3 separate regions of the Homo sapiens genome follow, and regions 1 and 3 are each linked to region 2. The links are chromatin loops, found by intact Hi-C in ENCODE. Cell type or tissue: CD4-positive, alpha-beta T cell. All regions are shown on one strand. Links, peaks and the distances in the headings refer to the core of each region. The heading gives the core; the rest is flanking DNA.

Evidence for each region. A loop is a pair of places that touch in the nucleus more often than their neighbours do. Peaks named below come from ENCODE experiments on the same cell type or tissue, not always from the same donor. Only the 100,000 strongest peaks of a DNase experiment are listed, where the experiment ranks them.
Region 1: it touches region 2 in a loop (3-fold over the local background); 3 of 110 quality-filtered maps call a loop at or near these places.
Region 3: it touches region 2 in a loop (4-fold over the local background); 10 of 110 quality-filtered maps call a loop at or near these places.

Annotation. Positions count from the first base shown.
Region 1 is chr11:128,774,127-128,780,041 of GRCh38, forward strand. The region is part of intron 4 of FLI1 (Fli-1 proto-oncogene, ETS transcription factor); the gene reads left to right. Among named protein-coding and RNA genes, the nearest start is that of SENCR, 81 kb to the left of the region's middle. RefSeq lists an enhancer at 2,602-3,207. In CD4-positive, alpha-beta T cell, for the core only: CTCF peaks have their summits at 2,597 (motif pointing left) and 2,796; DNase peaks (open chromatin) are centred at 2,165 and 2,525.
Region 2 is chr11:128,037,534-128,043,448 of GRCh38, forward strand. No RefSeq gene overlaps it. Among named protein-coding and RNA genes, the nearest start is that of LINC02725, 55 kb to the right of the region's middle. In CD4-positive, alpha-beta T cell, for the core only: CTCF peaks have their summits at 1,369, 2,383 and 2,629; DNase peaks (open chromatin) are centred at 1,848 and 2,308; H3K4me3 peaks cover 2,015 bases; H3K27ac peaks cover 3,704 bases.
Region 3 is chr11:128,274,041-128,279,955 of GRCh38, forward strand. No RefSeq gene overlaps it. Among named protein-coding and RNA genes, the nearest start is that of LINC02098, 68 kb to the left of the region's middle. In CD4-positive, alpha-beta T cell, for the core only: no CTCF peak of the experiment used is centred there; no DNase peak of the experiment used is centred there.

The DNA.
Region 1 (5,915 bases), core at 521-5,520, 740 kb after region 2:
AATCCACTGTCCCTTCAGCGACAGTGTTCCTCATGGGGCAGGGGCAACACGTGCTGGCTGGAGAAATGAAAAATCAAAAAACTGGCTTTGGCAGTTTCCACTGGTGCCTCTGTGCTCTCTGGTCACCTTTCCGAGGCGTCTGGTAACTAGTGCGAGAAAGTAGATGATGCAGTATTTGTTAGCTCCGGAGCAATTACCTCATGTCTGAGTCTTGCTGCAACATGAGGTCAGCCCAAGAAACAATTTCAAAAAAGGGGACAATTTTCCACCCAGTTTTTCAGAGCTTTGGATAATTAGCACTTTCTAATTCATATTTTCAGCTTTTAACTGTTTGTGGAATTTTAAAAAATAAGGATCTTTGAACAGAGTCCTGCAGTGATCTAGGCAGGCCAGGGTGGGTGTGTGGAGGTTAGCATGAGAAGGAGAGACCAGCAAAGCAACCTGATTCCAGCAGGAGTTTGCAGGAACCCTAAGCCCTTTCCTTCATTTGCCAGGAGTAGAGAGGACAACAGTAGCATAGACAGCATGCTCTGAACTGTTAGTTAAAGGGCCCAGTGCTTCGAGACTCTTCGGCGGATGCCCTTGTTGGGAGAATGTTCAAGGCATTCTCTCCATGTGGGGAAAGCCCATTCATGCCATATGACCCCGGGGCCCTAACCAGTCCATAAACAGCCCAAGGTCCCCTAGTACTTCCTGCCACCGAACAATGGGAACACAGATGCTGAAGTGAGACAAATGCCTGAGAAGGTGGTCACTGGTCGCCAGTAGAGAGACCTTCTATTGGAGAAGAGCAGATAACAAGGTTGAAGTGGAGGTGCAGAGGATGGCATTTTGGGGGGTATAGCATGGCAAGAAAAAGCAAATTGCTTCTTTCTTTTTAAGAATATTTATAGACAGAAAGTGCCCCCAAATCAATAAAAATATTAGGTTTCCCAAAAGGGACTTATTAGTGGAGCATATTTCCAGAGTGGAGAGGAGGTGGAATCCAGCTTGTATACTGAAGACATTTGAAAATGCAGGGCAGATATCCAGAGTGGAGGATGGTGGCGAACAGTAGTACATCCACAAGATGGGAAGTAGTTGTTCTGCCATTGAAATGATTATTGGGAAACACCATGAGAAGTGCTTAGGATACAATGTTGGGTGGAAAAGCTCATTATAAAGTGGTCTGTGCACTGATAGAAAAACCATGTCTGCCTGCGAAAGCAAAAAATTAAAATAATCGTGTTAAATTAAAAAAAAAAAAAACTTGCCCCAACATGGTATTGAAATATCCTTTTGAGGAACCTAGACTTAAAATGATCCACTGTCAGGCAAAAGGCTTTTAGATTCATGCTGCTTTTTAATTGGTGTCTACCTTGGGGTTCCAGCCTTGGGGACCCTCTAGTGTGAGGTGGTGGCTGGCTGCTAAGCGCCTGCAGGAGGCCATGGGCTGGCGATCGTGTCTGCTCTGTTTCTGCTCTGGATTGCTGGGAACTCCCCCGTGACAACCAGCACTTTAAACGCTTTTAAAGCCTTCAAACACTTTATTGTTTTTCCAGACTGACTTCCAGTGGATGTTCTGTGCTTAGGAGGAAGGCCAGTGCTTGTGGAGAGTTTGAGGCGATGAGTCAAGGCAAGGGGAGAGGGTGCTGATTCTTTGTGCTTTATCATCTTGTCCTTTCATTGGAGAGGAAGGTGGGGCTCAGATATTTCCACTTTAGCAAGAGATGGATGGAAAATAGCTGAGATCCTTCACTCCGGTGGAGGAAGTACTGCAGGGTGAAGGAAAGTTGATAGAGCAGAATCGGGGACCTGAGACTGTGGCTGGTTGGAAGTCAGTAGAGTCCAAGTTGGTGGCACTTCTCTGATCTAATCTTTCTGGGCTTTATAGAAAGTCTAGAAAAAGGAAAACTTCATAGGATAAGAAGCTTTGGCATCAAATTTACATTTCACAAAAGGTGCTTGACTATTTATTCTGGTGGTTTGGGAGGGGAGCTAGACTTTTACATTTTAAATGCAAATGTATTTTCCAGGGTAGAGAAGAAATAGCAGTTCCCTGTGCCCCTACAGACCCTGTCTGATGGCCAGGCATGCTAGGGAGGTGCTTGTTCTTCACACCTGGGCGTGTCAGCTGTGCCAGAGGAGCTGTGTCACACGCCACACAGGCGCCCACCCCTCCCCCCCACCACCACAGGAAATGCAAGGAGGACTGTGATGGCTGGGGTGGCCACGGTTCTTGGGGGTAATTCCCATGAGTCCTGGGAAACTCCAGGGTTTACACCTGTCAATCCCAGCACTTTGGGAGGCCAAGGCGGGTGGATCACCTGAGGCCAGAAGTTGGAGACCAGCCTGGCCAACGTGGTGAAACCCCGTCTCTACTAAACATACAAAAATGAGCCAGGTGTGGTGGTGGGCGCCTGTAATCCTAGCTACTTGGGAGGCTGAGGCAGGAGAGTCGCTTGAATGCGGGAGGGGGAGGCTGCAGTGAGCTGAGATCGCACCACCGCACTCTGGCCTGGGCGATAGACCGAGGCTCTGTCTTCAGAGGAAAAAAGGTTGCCCCCTTGTGGACAACTATCTACAGTACCCATTTTGAAGCTGAACCCACTGAGGCCCAGACAGCTTCAGAAATTGGTTCAAAGGCATCCAGCCGATTGAGAGCACCTGGCATCTCAGACTAGGGCCTCTGGAGTCCCAGTCCCTGGCCTCGCGTTGCCGACGTTCCCCCGGCCCTGGAGACAGCAAGCCAGCCTGCGCCACACAGGCAAGGCAGCCTCACTCCCGGCCTTCCACGTGGGCAGCCCGGCCACTTCCCCCACAGCATTTTCTGTTGTCATTTGTACCAAGAGATAAATGCTTTCCAAAAACTTTCCTGTGGCCTCCTGGAAGGAGGCCGATTAAGCCAAACCTATCACCACGCTAACTTTGTCCTTCTCTGGGCCTGACTGTCGGCCCCACCAGTATCTCTCCCGGACACACCCCGTGTGGCAGAGGAGCCTTCGCAGCAGCTGCTGCGGGAACGAGATTTGTCCCTTCTCAGGCCAAGGCGGGGAAGGACCTCGAAGAAACGGAGGGCGCCGGGCTGGCAGTTCAGGCTCAGGGCCGCTGGGGGGAGTTTGCGCAAGGCTGGGAGCCCCGAGGCCCCGGGGGAGGTGGGGAGGCAGAAAGAAAAAGAGCCTTTTTTAAGTTTTACAAACAAGTTCGTTTTGTATGTCAATCTGGGTCTGACCTGGAAAAAAAAACACTAAGAAACTGCGTCTTCAAACAGTGGCTGCTCAAAAGAATGAAACTGCGCGACCGGGAGACCACGGAAAGGGTGTCTATCTTCATTCCCATTTTTAATTTAAACTTTAATGGAAAACACATTTTGCATTTTCTGGTCTTTCCACCTGCAGCCTCAGATGGTCGGGCAGAGGTTTTGAGTCTGGGCAATTAAGCTGGTGCAATCTTATCACTTCCAGGCCTGGGTTTGACTGGTGAAGGAGAACAGAATGCCAGCTGAACAAAAGGCCAGGTTTCCCTGGACCCAGTAGTCAGCCAGGATTGTTGTTTAAAGATCCCAGAGCCTTGCACCCTCCCGCTCCTGCACACTCAGCCAGAGCTGTTGATATAGCAGTGCAGCCCAGAGAAAAGAGAGACCTGGATTCAATAGGCTGGCTGTGAGGGGGCACTGGTGAATTCTATGGTCACAGCGAGGCAGGAGACAAAGGCTTTGGCACTGGGACGCTTGCGCCCCCTGGCCCAGGTGTCCCCGATGAAAAGCAGGTTAGGTTGAGGGAATGTGAAGCAGCAGAAACCGTGATTGTTGGGGTTCTACCCCACACCTGCAAAGCCTCACACTGCTCACTCCCCTCTCCTTTCAGATCCAGGTACTGTCTCTAGCAGCACATGGATTCAAACATGGAATGGAAAATGATCTTTTCCCCATGCTTGCACTTTGGGAAGGCCATTCTATTCTCAGCAGGAGCTACTTTATGCTTTTTAGAGCAAAAATGCCCTCAATAAATAGATATATGTATATGCATACACACCCATATACAAATATATACATACAAACACATATACAGAAACTTACAAATAACCAAGTAGGCAAATCTTATACTTCAGTTTGAACTGAAGTACAACACAGAGAGAAGTGCAAAAATCATGAAGTGCGCTACGTGAGACATTATCGTGACGTGAATCCACCCACTCCCATAAGCACCTCCCGGGCCAAGGAGTAGAATTTCAGCCCCCTGTACCCTCTCTCCACCCCACAACCGCTTCCTCCACAAAACTAACCACCACCCTGCTTCCCAGCCCCATAGGTGAGTTTTGCCTATTTCTACGATTTAGCCTGGAGGCAGTGGGATCTGCCAGATTGAGGACAGGTTTTGTGAATAGACCACGATGGGGCTCCTGCCTTCTGCACTCTCTGGCTGTGTGATCCTGGGAAAATGATATGACTTCGCTGAGTGTTGCTCCTTTCATCTGTAAAAAGGAATAAGGGAATGCTGGCTCTGTATGGCTTATGCAAGGATTAAGTGAGAAAATAGATGGAAAGCGTCTGGCACACCGTGCATGTTCAGGGAGCACTGCGTCCCCACCACCACCTTCATCATGGCCTGTTTACCCTGATGTGCTGGCATCGGGAAGGTGGGGGAGCTCAGCAGCACAGGCCTGTGGCAGGGTCAGGCCAGAAAGAGCCTCAAGGCAGGAGAAAGCAGTCCAAAGCCACAGAGAGGGAGGCCAGACTCCAGGAGGACCTGCCTGCATCAGAACAAGTTCCTTAAGAAAACAGAGCCTGGGGAACTAATGAAGTAGAAATCGGAGAAGAGGAGGGAATCTAGGTCCCTTGGGAGAGAGGCCAGATGCCCCCAACCAGCCCCTCCTTGGGGAAGGCAGCCTCTCCTTCTAGGAGTGAAACTTGAACCAAGAACAGTCTTTAGGGCAAAATCCTTTTCCTAGGTTGCCATGAAATATACATTTCATGCAAGCTTTGGAGAGGTCAAATGACCCTTTCTCTCAGCTTTCTGGGAGTTTCCTGTGGAATTCATGTGTGCCCAAAGAAGAACTTTCACCAATGGGGAAATTTAATAAATGTGGTTTATCTAAGGTTCGTGCTTTCGGCTACATCTGCACTAATGACTCAGGCAGTTTGCTCCTCGGAGACCATCATTTTTCTTTATTTGCTCCAGCAGTGAGGTTTCAGCCTGAGGGAGAGAACGTCAGGGACGGAGAGGCAAGCATTCTTGGTCCTACTTCTGGGATTTTTTTGTATTCCCTCCGAACATTTGGTTCCATTTCTTCACTTCCTTCCAGTCGTGCCGGATTATTTCTTATTGCAGCAGAACCCATTCATAACTTTAATCAGAGGACAGGACGAATGTTCAGTAAACGCATGTATAAAGAGAACTATTGTATGTAATTGTGACATCTGTGGGAGAAAGGATGTAAAAATAGTAACGATCATAGCTAGCATTTATGGAACACTTATGAGCCAAGGTCCATTCTGAGCACATTGCATGCATTATTTGATTTAATCTTCATAATGCCATTGAGTGGTGTTAGCCCATTTTACAGATGAGAAACTGCTGGCTCAAAGAGATGAGGGAAATCAGTGGAGGGCACAAAGCTAGTCAGTGATAAGAGGCAGGTCTAATTTTAAAGTCTCCTTTGCTTAATAAACATACAGTCGTGCTTTGCTTCATGATGGGGATAGTTCATCTTCATGTGAATACCACAAAATGTACTTACACAAACCCACATAGCATAGCCTACTACACACTGAGGCTGTATGCTACAGCCTGTGGCTCCTAGCTTACTAAGCTGTATAGCATGTTATTGTACTGAATATAGTAGACAACCGTAGCACAATGGCAAGTATTTGTGCATCTAACTTTTAAAAGATACAGTAAAAATACACTATTACCGTTGTCGTATATGTGGTCCAT
Region 2 (5,915 bases), core at 606-5,605:
AGAATGTCTCGGTTGCACGCAAAAGAAGAGAAGTCAGGAACAAAGAACAGCCAGGAATGAACTAAGACAAACGAGAGAAGGAATCCAATAGACACCATGAGAGGAAAGCATTTCCAGGAGGAAAAAAATTCCAATTCCCCTTCCTTCTTTCCTTCCTTCCTTCCTTCCTTCCTTCCTTCCTTCCTTCCTTCCTTCCTTCCTTCCTTCCTTCCTTCTTTTCTTCCTTCCTTCCTTCCTTCTTTTCTTCCTTTTTGGGACGGAGTCTCGCTCTGTCGCCCATGCTGGGGTACGGTGGCACAATCTCGGCTCACTGCAGCCTCCATCTCGGGTTAAAGCAATTCTTTTGCCTCAGCCCCCCGAGTAGCTGGAATCACAGGTGCAGGCCACCACACCCAGCTAATTTTTTTGTATTTTTAGCAGAGAGGGGGTTTTACTATGTTGGCCAGCCTGGGAGCTCCTGACCTCAAGTGATCCACCCGCTTCGGCCTCCCAAAGTGCTGGGATTACAGGAGTGAGGCACAGTGCCCAGCCCAATTCCTTATACTTTAAATGACTCATTTGCCATAGCCCTTTTATTTCATATATTTGTGCAGCGGTCTTAACTCCCCCCCTAAGCTCTTGCATAGGGGCGGGGACCGCGGGCTCTCTCTGAATAGCAGCCTGAGCTGAATGAGGTTCACGGGGTGGCGAGCCAGCAGAGGGGCTCTGTGGAAGGAAAGATCCCGAATGCCCCTCTCATTCTGTGCATCCTCAGATGTTATTTTACTGACTGGAATTTTTTAACGGCTAAAACCAGGACAAAATATGCTTAACAATTCAATACATTTTCTTACAAATAAAAGGAGTAAAATAAATGTATATTCTCCTGCAGAGCTGATCTGGAAGCGTCCTCACACACCCCTTTGCCACCTGGTGGCATCCCCGTTTCTCTTGGATTCCTGAGATGTCCACTGATGTTGTTGTCAGAAAGCATTGAACTCTTCCCTCCCACGATGCAGCGTGTCTGGCTGCCTCGGATATTCACATACCAGTCCAGCTGCCCAGCTCTTTACCCTCTGATTCTTCCCTCCTCCTTCTTCCAAGTCAGAGAGGGACACTGGCTTGTTATCTTTGGGCCCGCAGGTAACGTTTCTACATCGTTCCGGGCCTCACTATTTTTCCCATGTATAGATTAAGGAGATTGTTGTGCTCATCTTTAAATACCCACCTCAAATATTTTCTCTTCCCTTAGCCTATTCCATCTTCCCTATGGGTCTGCCCCGAGAGCTGCTTCTGTGTTCCCAGCGCAACTGAGTATGGTGGCTGTCTCAGCCCTTACCACAGGGCACTGTGAGAGATTGCTGGCCTGTGTCCTCTCTCGATCAGTGAGCTCCTTGGATTCAGTAACCACGTCTTACATGTCTTTAAATCCCAATGATCTGGTTAAATGCCTGATGTCCAGATGCTGTTCCAGAAATGTCAACGCACTGGACCGACATTGGTCCAAGAGGTCACGAATGTACCTTCTTATCCTAAGTGCCCTGCTTTTCCTAATTCTTAATGCAAAGTCAGCTATGTGTCTCTCTATTTATTTTTTTATTGTATGAACAGCGTAAAATGTCATGGAAATTTTGTTCTGCATCTTATCTTATTCATCTTGGTTCACTTCCTTTTATTACACAAAACTTTCATGGTCATGTGGTAAGATATTACTCCACTCTTACAGAGGGTTAGCATTAAAGAAATAAGCAAAGGAAATGTCAAAGGTATTCTGGGAATTTAACTCAAATTATTGTCCTTCCTCATGTTGACCCCTAGGGTGAGCAAGGACTGTAAAATACAAAACAATGAATAAACAAATACCAAGGCCACATCCGTGGTATACAGTGGAAAGTGTGGTGTATATGACCTGTGTGTGGTGTATATATGTGGTGTATAAGAAGGTGTAGTGTATGTGGCTTGTGTGTAGAGGACTTTCAATATCTCTGACTGTTCTGCTCAGGGATACCCTTTATAGCCAATTCCAAGTGCATATAGAGCTTCAAAATCCCCAGGCAATACCACCCGTGTTAAATATCCTCTGACCAAGGGAGAGTATAGGCTCTGTGTGTAAGCTTGGAGTGGCTCGCCAAGATCATCTGTGTACAATCGTGTCATTTTTCATAAACTTTTTCTGAGTCCTGAGGAAGAAACAGCCTTGTGGCCACCATCCATCATTTCTAAAGCTAGCAGCAAAGCCATCCTTGGCAAGACTCCTGCTCTCTAAGCCAAACCACCAACAGCTACTCTTTCACACAAGACTTCCTGGCCTAACCTACACTCTGCTAACCACACAGGCGACGCCCTTCATGACTGTGTTGCAAGGCAGTCATCGCCAGGGTGCAGGCAGCTGGGGACAGAAGGCATATGAAACCAATTTCAATGTGTGGGCAGTAATTTGTAGAGCTTTTGTGGAGTGTGAATTGTGACAGAGGGTAGGGATGGGCTTAACACGGGTCAAAAATGGATGGTCTTTGTAAGAACAAGTTGGGGAAATGCGTGAGGATTTTATGGGGTAATTTTTATGTAATACTTTATTATCCTTTTCACACATATATTAGAAATTGTTGAAGCCATCCCTTCGCCCTCCATATTTGCATAGCATTTTATGTATTTTATATTATTTATTACGATCTTTCATGAATTAGTAATGTATATGCCAGTTTTCCCTGGTAGACCTAGTAGGAGAGGCATTACCATTCATCTATTTGTATCACTTCCACAGTGTCTGGAATAGTGACTGATTTTTGAGTGCCTTTTTAACATGAGTGACATTTTCCATGCTTAATTGATATATGTTTAACTTACTTAATTTCATTATTAAAATAAAGGTAAAGCACAAAACAAAGCGACACTTATTATAAGAAGTCGATGAGCAAAAGTAATCAATTCCAGAGGTTTTGAAGAATACATTCTGACTCTTGGTGATCATTTGTGTGTCATTTGATGAACATGTTTTGGATGACAGTTGAGATTTTTATGTCATTCAGTTTAATTAGCACTTCCATGTAGACTTTCATTTTAATAAATGTCAATCTTTTTTTTCTAAAATATTAACAGTACAAGGAAAGAAAGAGACAAAAGTAATAAAACCACAAATAGGACGACCGAGCTGGAGCTCAGCCATCTAACAGATGTTCCCATGCCAGCATCAACCTGGCTTCTCTCACAGCCAGATCGAAATCAGTCTTTACTTTCCACATGGACAGGAAGGTAAATATTCAGATAATGTGCAGAAGAAAGATTTAGCTGTGATATGATTTGAGGCTCAGGGAGCCTGGAAACAACTGATTATTGAAGCAGAGAGTGTTGAAATAACATGTTGTTTTAAAATTCTTCAGTGGGAGACTAATATTTCAACACATTTGAATGACTTCCTTGCAGCAAAATGCTTAGGCTTAAAACATGAAGCTGGATAAGTAACAGGAGCTTCCAAGAGAAAAATCACTCAACTTATATATACTCCATGGCCAAGAAATTCAGGGTCCGTAGTTAGACACGTTCCCAGCAAGCCCACCTCATGTTGTCTGTTCTCAAGAGGGATGACTTTGGGTTGGACCTACTTTTCAAATAAAACTGTTAGGTTAGTGAGAGACAAATTTCAGATTCCTAGTTTCTCATGATGCAATGACTGAGGAAATTAATGTTTAAATGACAAAATTTGATTTTCTGACAATTAGGGAAATAAAGATAAATACTTCTATCCAACCCCTACACAAATCCATACATTGATTGTACAGTGATTTAGTGAGAGCCTACATGAAATAAGTCTTGTGGCTAGAGTTTCATCTACTGAATTTAAGTGATGAATCAGTTGCATAAAATTAGAAATCCTCTAATTTGAGTAGAGAGAATATGATCTTCATTTTTATAATGAAATTGCTCGGTGGGGGGAACTACACTTATTAGATCAATGCCCATAACCAGAATGTTGGTTTTTTCCCAACATTTATTAATTCTTTACTTACTGTAAGACATATTATTATTTTGGCTTTTGTTTGCACGACCTTTTGTTTCTTTTAAAATTATTTTTTAATGTATTGTTAATATTATTTTTGATTGACAAAACATAAATATATACATTTATAGAGTACAATGTGATATTTGGATATACGTACACAATGTGGAATGTTTTGTTTCTGATTCTTCAATAGAAATAAAATGATAATAATTATTATTATAAAAGCACATGAAAGAATGGAAATTCCAATAGGCAATCTAGACTTCTAGACTGGAGAGGACTTTATGAATATCCCTAGGTCTCTCATGAATAATCAAGGTCTGTTGTATAAGGATTTGTGAGAAAACAAGACTATAAACAATGTGTTCTTGGGTCTTTACATTTGTACATAAAAAAGTCTTTCCATGAAGTAAGTATGATTATTTATTCTTCATGATGTCTATTAGAAGTGAAGGTAAATGTGAAAGTGGGTCTCTTTTTTTAAATGGTGATGAGAAGCCGGGACCCAGGAATACCAGAATCTTGCCCTCCAAACCATCTACCTTCCCAGCCCCCAATAGGATTCCCAAATGATCCCTGTGAAAGGATCAGTAGACAATTAACAAATAAAGTAGCATTTTATTGCAAGCTAGGTGAAGACCCAAGCCTAAAAACAGGGCTCTCTGAAATAGCTGGCTTGGCATATCTTGGCTTGAGCTAATGTCCAAATTGGGCTAAGGCTGGCATCCACCCACTCCAAAGCCCACACCTAAACTTTAGATCTCACTCCTATGATCAGCTTCATGATCAGGAAAGAAACCAAAGGATGTGGCACACAAATCAGTGGAGTAAATATTTGCATATGGTTAGAGAGAGAGTGAGAGGACACCACGGCTGCCCTAAATAATCAAGCCCAGGGGAGATGAAAGAGATAGCATGCCTGCCACATGCATGATTAATGGGCCCTGTCAGTGCTCACAGTCCAGCCCGACCAGCAACCCCACACCCCCACCACTTTTGGTGAGGGGAGCCAGGGTGGGATGGACAGAAAGGCAGGCAGTCCTCCCCATTTCCACAGCGGGGGTAGAGCAGAATGAGCCAGGACCTGGGCTTGCACTGATGGAAGCAGGCAACAAAGAAAAAAAAATAGTTACAACCTTTGGTGACCTTCTCTTCATGGCTCATGATCTGAGGACTGAGAACTAATGTTTCAAATCCATAGGTCACATTCCTGCCTGCTTCTGTCCACTCCTGCCCTAATACCTCATGCAAAGATATTCAAGGGCTACTTTTATGCTCAAAGGAAACAACAGCTCTCTCTTTTCCCCCAAGTTCTGTTCCTGCTCCAAACTCCCCCTTGATAAATAGGGAAAGACATAGTAAAAATGTTTTTTAATTTTTAATTTCTAAATAGTTTTAATGTTATATCAGTAACAACTGTAAATGATTTCTAAAGTCAAATAATTCTAAAAGTCTTAAAGTGAAAGAGTATCCTGTTCCACCCCATCCCATTCCTCAGGCATTTTATTCCACAGGTAACTCTTCTTAATTTTTCTGGTTATTTCACATGATCTTAGCTTTCATATGTCTAAATAGTATGTTTATTTTGCTAGACTTATATATATATATCTGTTATATTTACGTATATGTATATGTGTGTGTATGTGTGTGTGTATATATATATATGCCTAGCAAAAGGAAGGAATGTCAATGAAACCACAAATAGGAAGATCAAATTGGATCTCACCCATCTAAGAGAATGGATACACACACACACATACACACACACAGACATATATATATATGTATATATTTCATGTGTCTCTATGTGTGTGTATATCAATCTATCTAAGTTTTACACATTATATACTTATAACCTACAATTGGAGATGAGGATTAGCTTTTCTACACCCACTACCATCCCAGATTCACCTACTCCCAGCTTCCTAACATAGTT
Region 3 (5,915 bases), core at 371-5,370, 240 kb after region 2:
AGTGACTGGAAGAAGCTGTGAAAGAACAAAAAGGAAGGCAGCACTATTGATTCCAAGAAGTTCACTGCCTATTCCTGGAAAATACATGAATATTCTTCCCCTCATTTTTAATGTCCAACCCCTTCATTAAAGAAGCCATATCTTTAATTTTTTAATTGTTTTTATTTTTAAACTTTTAAGTTCAGGGGTACATGTGCACATGTGCAGATTTGTTACATAGATAAACTCATGTCACAGGTGTTTGTTATACAGACTAGTTCATCACCCAGGTACTAAGCCTAGTACCCAATAATTATTTTTTCTGATCCTCTCCCTCCTCCCACCCTCTACCCTCCAGTAGGCTCCAGTGCCTGTTGTTCCCCTCTTTGTGTCTGTGTGTTCTCATCATTTAGTTCCCACTTATAAGTGAGAACATGCGGTATTTGGTTTTCTGTTCCCGCATTAGTTTGCTACAGATAATGGCCTCCAGCTCCATTCATGTTTCTATAAAGGAAATAATCTCATTGTTTTCTATGGCTGCATCGTAGTCCATGGTGTATATGTACCACATTTTCTTTATTCAATCTGCCGTTGATGGGCATTTAGGTTGATTCCATGTTTTTACTATTGCGAACACTACTGCAAAAAACATAAACATTCATGTGTCTTTATGGTAGAACAATTTATATTCCTTTGGGTATATACTCAGTAATGTTATTGCTGAGTTGAATGGTAGCTCTGTTTTTAGCTCTTTGAGGAATTGCCACACTGCTTTCCACAATGGAAACTGTATATTTTAACCTATTCACACTTCACTAGTCGAGAAGTTGATTTGTGAGCCACCTTCCCGCTTCTCCATTCTCTGGCCATCAAAAAAAACTTGCTCTTACTGACATTCACTTTCAATTTTGTGTATTGGCTCTGCAACACTGAATGTGGAAAGATCCCACCTTTTGGAGCTACCAAGCTTCTGGTAACAGTACCATACCCAGCTCTAGTCTCCATGGGCAAGGTACTGGTGGATTCAGGACATGCTACCCAAAATCTGGCATCTGAGAAAACAGTAGAAGGGTAGCTTTTACCTTCCCCTTGCCCTTCTCCCCTGAAGCAGGTTATAAGCCCTCTTCAAGTGGTACCCTCCCTATACCCAAAGGAAATGAACAGCCTTATCTCTGAAGACACAGGGATACAAGGAAGAAACTGAACAAACAGACTTTGCTGAGTTCCTCCCAGCATATTATCATTAGATTAGACCCTTTGTCCTCTGTCACATTTCCCCATGACTGCCACTCTTCATCAAACACTAAAGAAAACTTTAAAAGTAGACTTTAAAGTAAGACACCACCAGATTTGAAGAGGGATTCTCATAATAATAAATGGTTAGTTCAAAAGGGTTTCAAAGGAGTCTCAAGTAAATTATGAGAATTCATATGTCATGTTTTTGTTATGCCCTTTTAATAAGATTTACTGTTATAAATTTACTTCTTTCCCAAATTAACAGAGCCATTATGGTCCAAAAACAAAAGTAATCTTAAAATTATTTTGAAAATCTAATGTCAAGAATAACAAAGCCACTCCTTAAGAAGAAATAAGATTGGCCTTCTGGGTACCAAGGTATAAAGCCAGGTATAAAACAAAATCATTAAGATAATTGGCCAAGGAACAGACAATGGAACAGAACTCCAGAACACATATATAAACACTTAAATATAACTAAAATTATGTTACAGATCAGTGAGAAAGTTTGGATAATTCAATAAATGAGGCTAAGGTAATTGCTTTTTTATAAAGGAGAAAATAAAATTGGATATCTAATTGATACCATACATTAAAATAGATTCCACGTTTCTTAAAAGTTTAAATTTGAAAGTCAGAGCTTAAAATCTTTAAACATTGGAGAATATTCTTATTATCACAGGGTTGAAGATAATTTTTAAGACACATAATCTGGAAATCTATAAGACAATATTAATATGTTTGCCTACATTAAAATTTAAACATATTCATCAAAGAGGCCATGAGTAGAGAGGAAAGATAAGCCATAAACTTGGAAATGTTTAAAACACATATAACCAAAAAGAGACTTTTTCCCAAAATAGATTACATTGAACCATATGAAATTGCCTCCTTTGTCTATCTAAAATGATCGAATATTGCTATTTCTTATGGTTCAACCTAACAAAAGAATTTCTATGAATCATTCAGAAAAAAGATAGACCAATAGAAAAATGAGTAAAAGAGATAAACTAGCTCTTCTGAGAAGAAGAAATAAATAGCTAACAAATATTTTAATGGATGCCAATTTCACTAGAATGATAGAATTGTAAAATAAACCATAATTACATATGATTTCACATCCACTAAATTGACTAAATGTATACAATCTGACAATGTCGGGAATCCCAGTGTGTTCTAAGCATTGTCAATGATGTGAGGCAAAAAACATTGCATTCATGCTGGTTTTTCTTCTTGGAATCGCACAGGATTAAGTGTGCCCTGTCACTCTCTCAATGTCCTCTCTTTTCATTACAACAGCACACAGCTGAGAGTTTTCCTGGGTAAGGTATTTACCCTTGTGAATTTGAGCCATGTCTACATTTGCACTGTAAACTTTCATCCCTGGCACTCTTCAATCCTTCATGCAAATCTGTGATTCCAATGAATATCATTCTTCTTCAGCTGGAAGAACTTCCTTTGATATTCCTTTCAGTACAGGTCTGCTGGTGATTAATTTTCTCAGCATTTTTTGTTTGTTTGTTTGAAGACACCTTTATTTGCCTTTGTTTCTGAATGATAGTTTTGATTGATATGGAATTGTTACACGACAAGTTTTTTTTTTTCTTCCAACACTAAAAATGTGGATCACTATGTTTTGGCTTGCATTATTTCTGATGAGAATTTCGCAGTCATTCTTATGGTTTTTTCCCTATAGGTAATGTGTCTTTTTCTCTGGCTTCTTTTAAAATATTCTCTTTATCATTGGCGTGTCTTTCATTCACACAAATTTTTGGTCTGTTCATTTTGTTTTTGAGAAAGCTAACATTTTAATTTTTCTATTGTTATGATTTATCTATTAATTCAATAATTTTGGAGCAGAAGCGGGGAATCTCAAAGTATTTACTTATTAAGCCACCTTGCCTGAAGTTGTAAGTACACTTGTGTTTTCACCAATTCCATACTACTTTAAGTATTACTGCTTTAGATAAATCTTAATATTTGATAGAGTTGGTGAATTCTGGTTATTCCTCTTTTTCAAAAATCTTCTTTAATTATTTCATCAAATTATTTTTAAATAATTTTTTAATACAAAAAGCCTTAGGCTGAATGTTTTTGGAATCATACTATATATCCATAAATTAATATATGGATTTGATATATTTGAGATATTTAATCTTTATTCCCAGAAACATGGTACATTTCTCCATTGATTCCAGGTTCATCTAGAACAGTTAAAAACACATTTATGTGGATTCGTACCCAAGTGCTTTTTGTTGCTGTAACAACCTAGATCACATAGTAAATGTCTATGGTTGCCCAATGGTTTGTCGCAGAGCCCTTCCCACAATCTTGTTCTTTTTAATAATTTTACCAGTTTATCAGAAATCAAAAATAATTTTAGGTTTATCAAAAAACATAAAAGATGTGTGTCTGTGGAGGAATAACTAATATAACAAATTACTAATCACTTTCACTATGGTGAAAATCTTGGTTTCAGGAAAAAGAGATCTGGACTTCAGCAATTCTTTTCAGTAAATGGTACCCTGTAGAGGGCAAAAAGGCTATTTTATCTAGTAAATACTATTTTCACTCCAAAGATCCATCCCACCAGAGAGGTGGAGAATCAGCATGAGTCATTGTTGGGGTTTCCTTCAATCTTCTGGGTTATGCTGAGGCTCTGGGGTCTTATTTAAGACCAGGGTGACATTAAGACCTCTTTGTGCATCCATCCATAGATTTATTCCTGAGTTCCCATTATTCCTGTATGCATATTCGTTTGAGGTTTGTGTGTTGTAAGCTCTCTGCCAACTTAGGGCACTGAATGTTTATCTGGAAAGAGTTTCTTTAGTTAATTTGTGTGTCTGCTAGAATTTTATTCACCTTCATTTTTAAAGTATATTTTTACTAAGTTGAGAATTCTGAATAGCAAGGGTTTTGTTTTTGTTTTTCCTTTCAGCACTTTAGAGGTCTTATTTTATTGTCATCTGGATTTTATAGTTCAGTTGGCATGTTCACCATTGTCCTTAAGGCTGTTCCCTTAAAGATAATGCACATATTTGTAATCTGTCTGCTTTTGAAATTTTCTCTTGGTCTTTGCTTTACAGAAGTTATAATACCATGGCATAGAATATTATGAATAGGGCTTGCTGAGTTTCTTGAATATTTTTCTTCATGTCTTTAGTCAGTTTGGAAAATTCTCTGCCAGTGTTTCTTCAAATATTGCTTCTGTTTCATACTCCTCCCCCTCTCCTTCTGGGACTCTGAGAACAGATATGTCAGTCTTTTTTTTTCTCTTTCCACCATGACTTACATATCTCTTATGCTCTTTACTTCAGTTGCCACCCTGTCTTCTTGCTGGCATTCAAACTGTATACTTTCTATTATTCTGTCTTCCAGTTTAAAGATCTTCTGTTTTTGCTGTGTCTAATTTTCCATCAGAGCCATCTATTCTTAACTTTGTTTATTATGTCTTTCAATTCTAGAATTTACATTTGATTTGTATTCATGGATTGAAGTTTTTGCTGGAATTCTCCATTTTACCCTCCATTTTTTTAACGTAATCATCATAATATTTCATAGTCCCTGTCTGATAAGTCCAATCCTGGATCTTTAGGGGTATGTTTCTATTGCTTTAGATGGTGTTTTCTTCCTCTAAAGAGGGCTTTATTGTTTTGTCTTGATTTTGTTGTCATTTGTTTGTTGGTTTGTTTTTCTCGTAGGCAGGTAGAGTACGTACGGATCACTTTAACCCTTTTTATAATGGTAGGCAAATATAGTGTGAGGGGTGCCGATCAGCTCAGTAGAGACTGAGCTGATTTAAGACTTCATATTAAATTTAGTAAGGCTAAGCCTATTTCTAGCTCACCTCTTTCTTATGGTGTTAATCGGGGCTTTTAACCAAGAGCTTGTGTGTTCACCGGGTCTCCTCTTCTGGTTAGATTTGTCTTCTCTCATTAGCAGAGTGAAATCCTCTCCTTTTTAGAGGTTTCTGACTTGGCTTTTTAGTGTTCCATCCCACACGGCTTTGTAATTCAGTGTCCACATCAACGACTAGTCTAGATGTGTGTTTTAGGCACCTCCGTCTTGTCACTGTAGCCCAAAGCTTCGATAATTACTCTGTCTCCAGCCATACGTCACTTCCCTGACTCAAGCCCAGGGTTGCTAGGAAAAAAAAAAAAAATACAGAATACCCAGTTAAATTTGAATTTCAGGTAAACAACAAGTTTATCTGCACCAGAATCAGAAACTACTTCCCAAAGTAGCTGCAGATGATCAACTCACCTCCCTGCAATTCCTCCTCTCCAGAACCTTCTTCTCTGACAGCTTTGTTGCATCCACAGCTCCCTGCCTTTAAATGTTTTTTTTATTTTAATCTGGCTTTTTAAGTTATAATTTATTAGAAACATTGCTTTGCCATTCATTATTCCACTTTACTGGAAGTTAAAATTTACCCTTACATTTTTAACTTACATACTCGTATACACATTCTTTTCCTAACAACACGTTTTTTGATGTCTCTGTCTATCTCTGACAATAACAGAAAAATTAGCATGCTTCATATTTCTCTTCCCCTATCACATCCTTGTTGCCTAGCAGTATGGGGTTTAAGCCCATGGAACCCCTGGGACTCCCTTCAAGAAGCAGAGTTTATATTAGCAGTTCACACACACTGTTCCATTGTGATACTGGTGAAATTTACAACCTAGTTCATGAGCCAG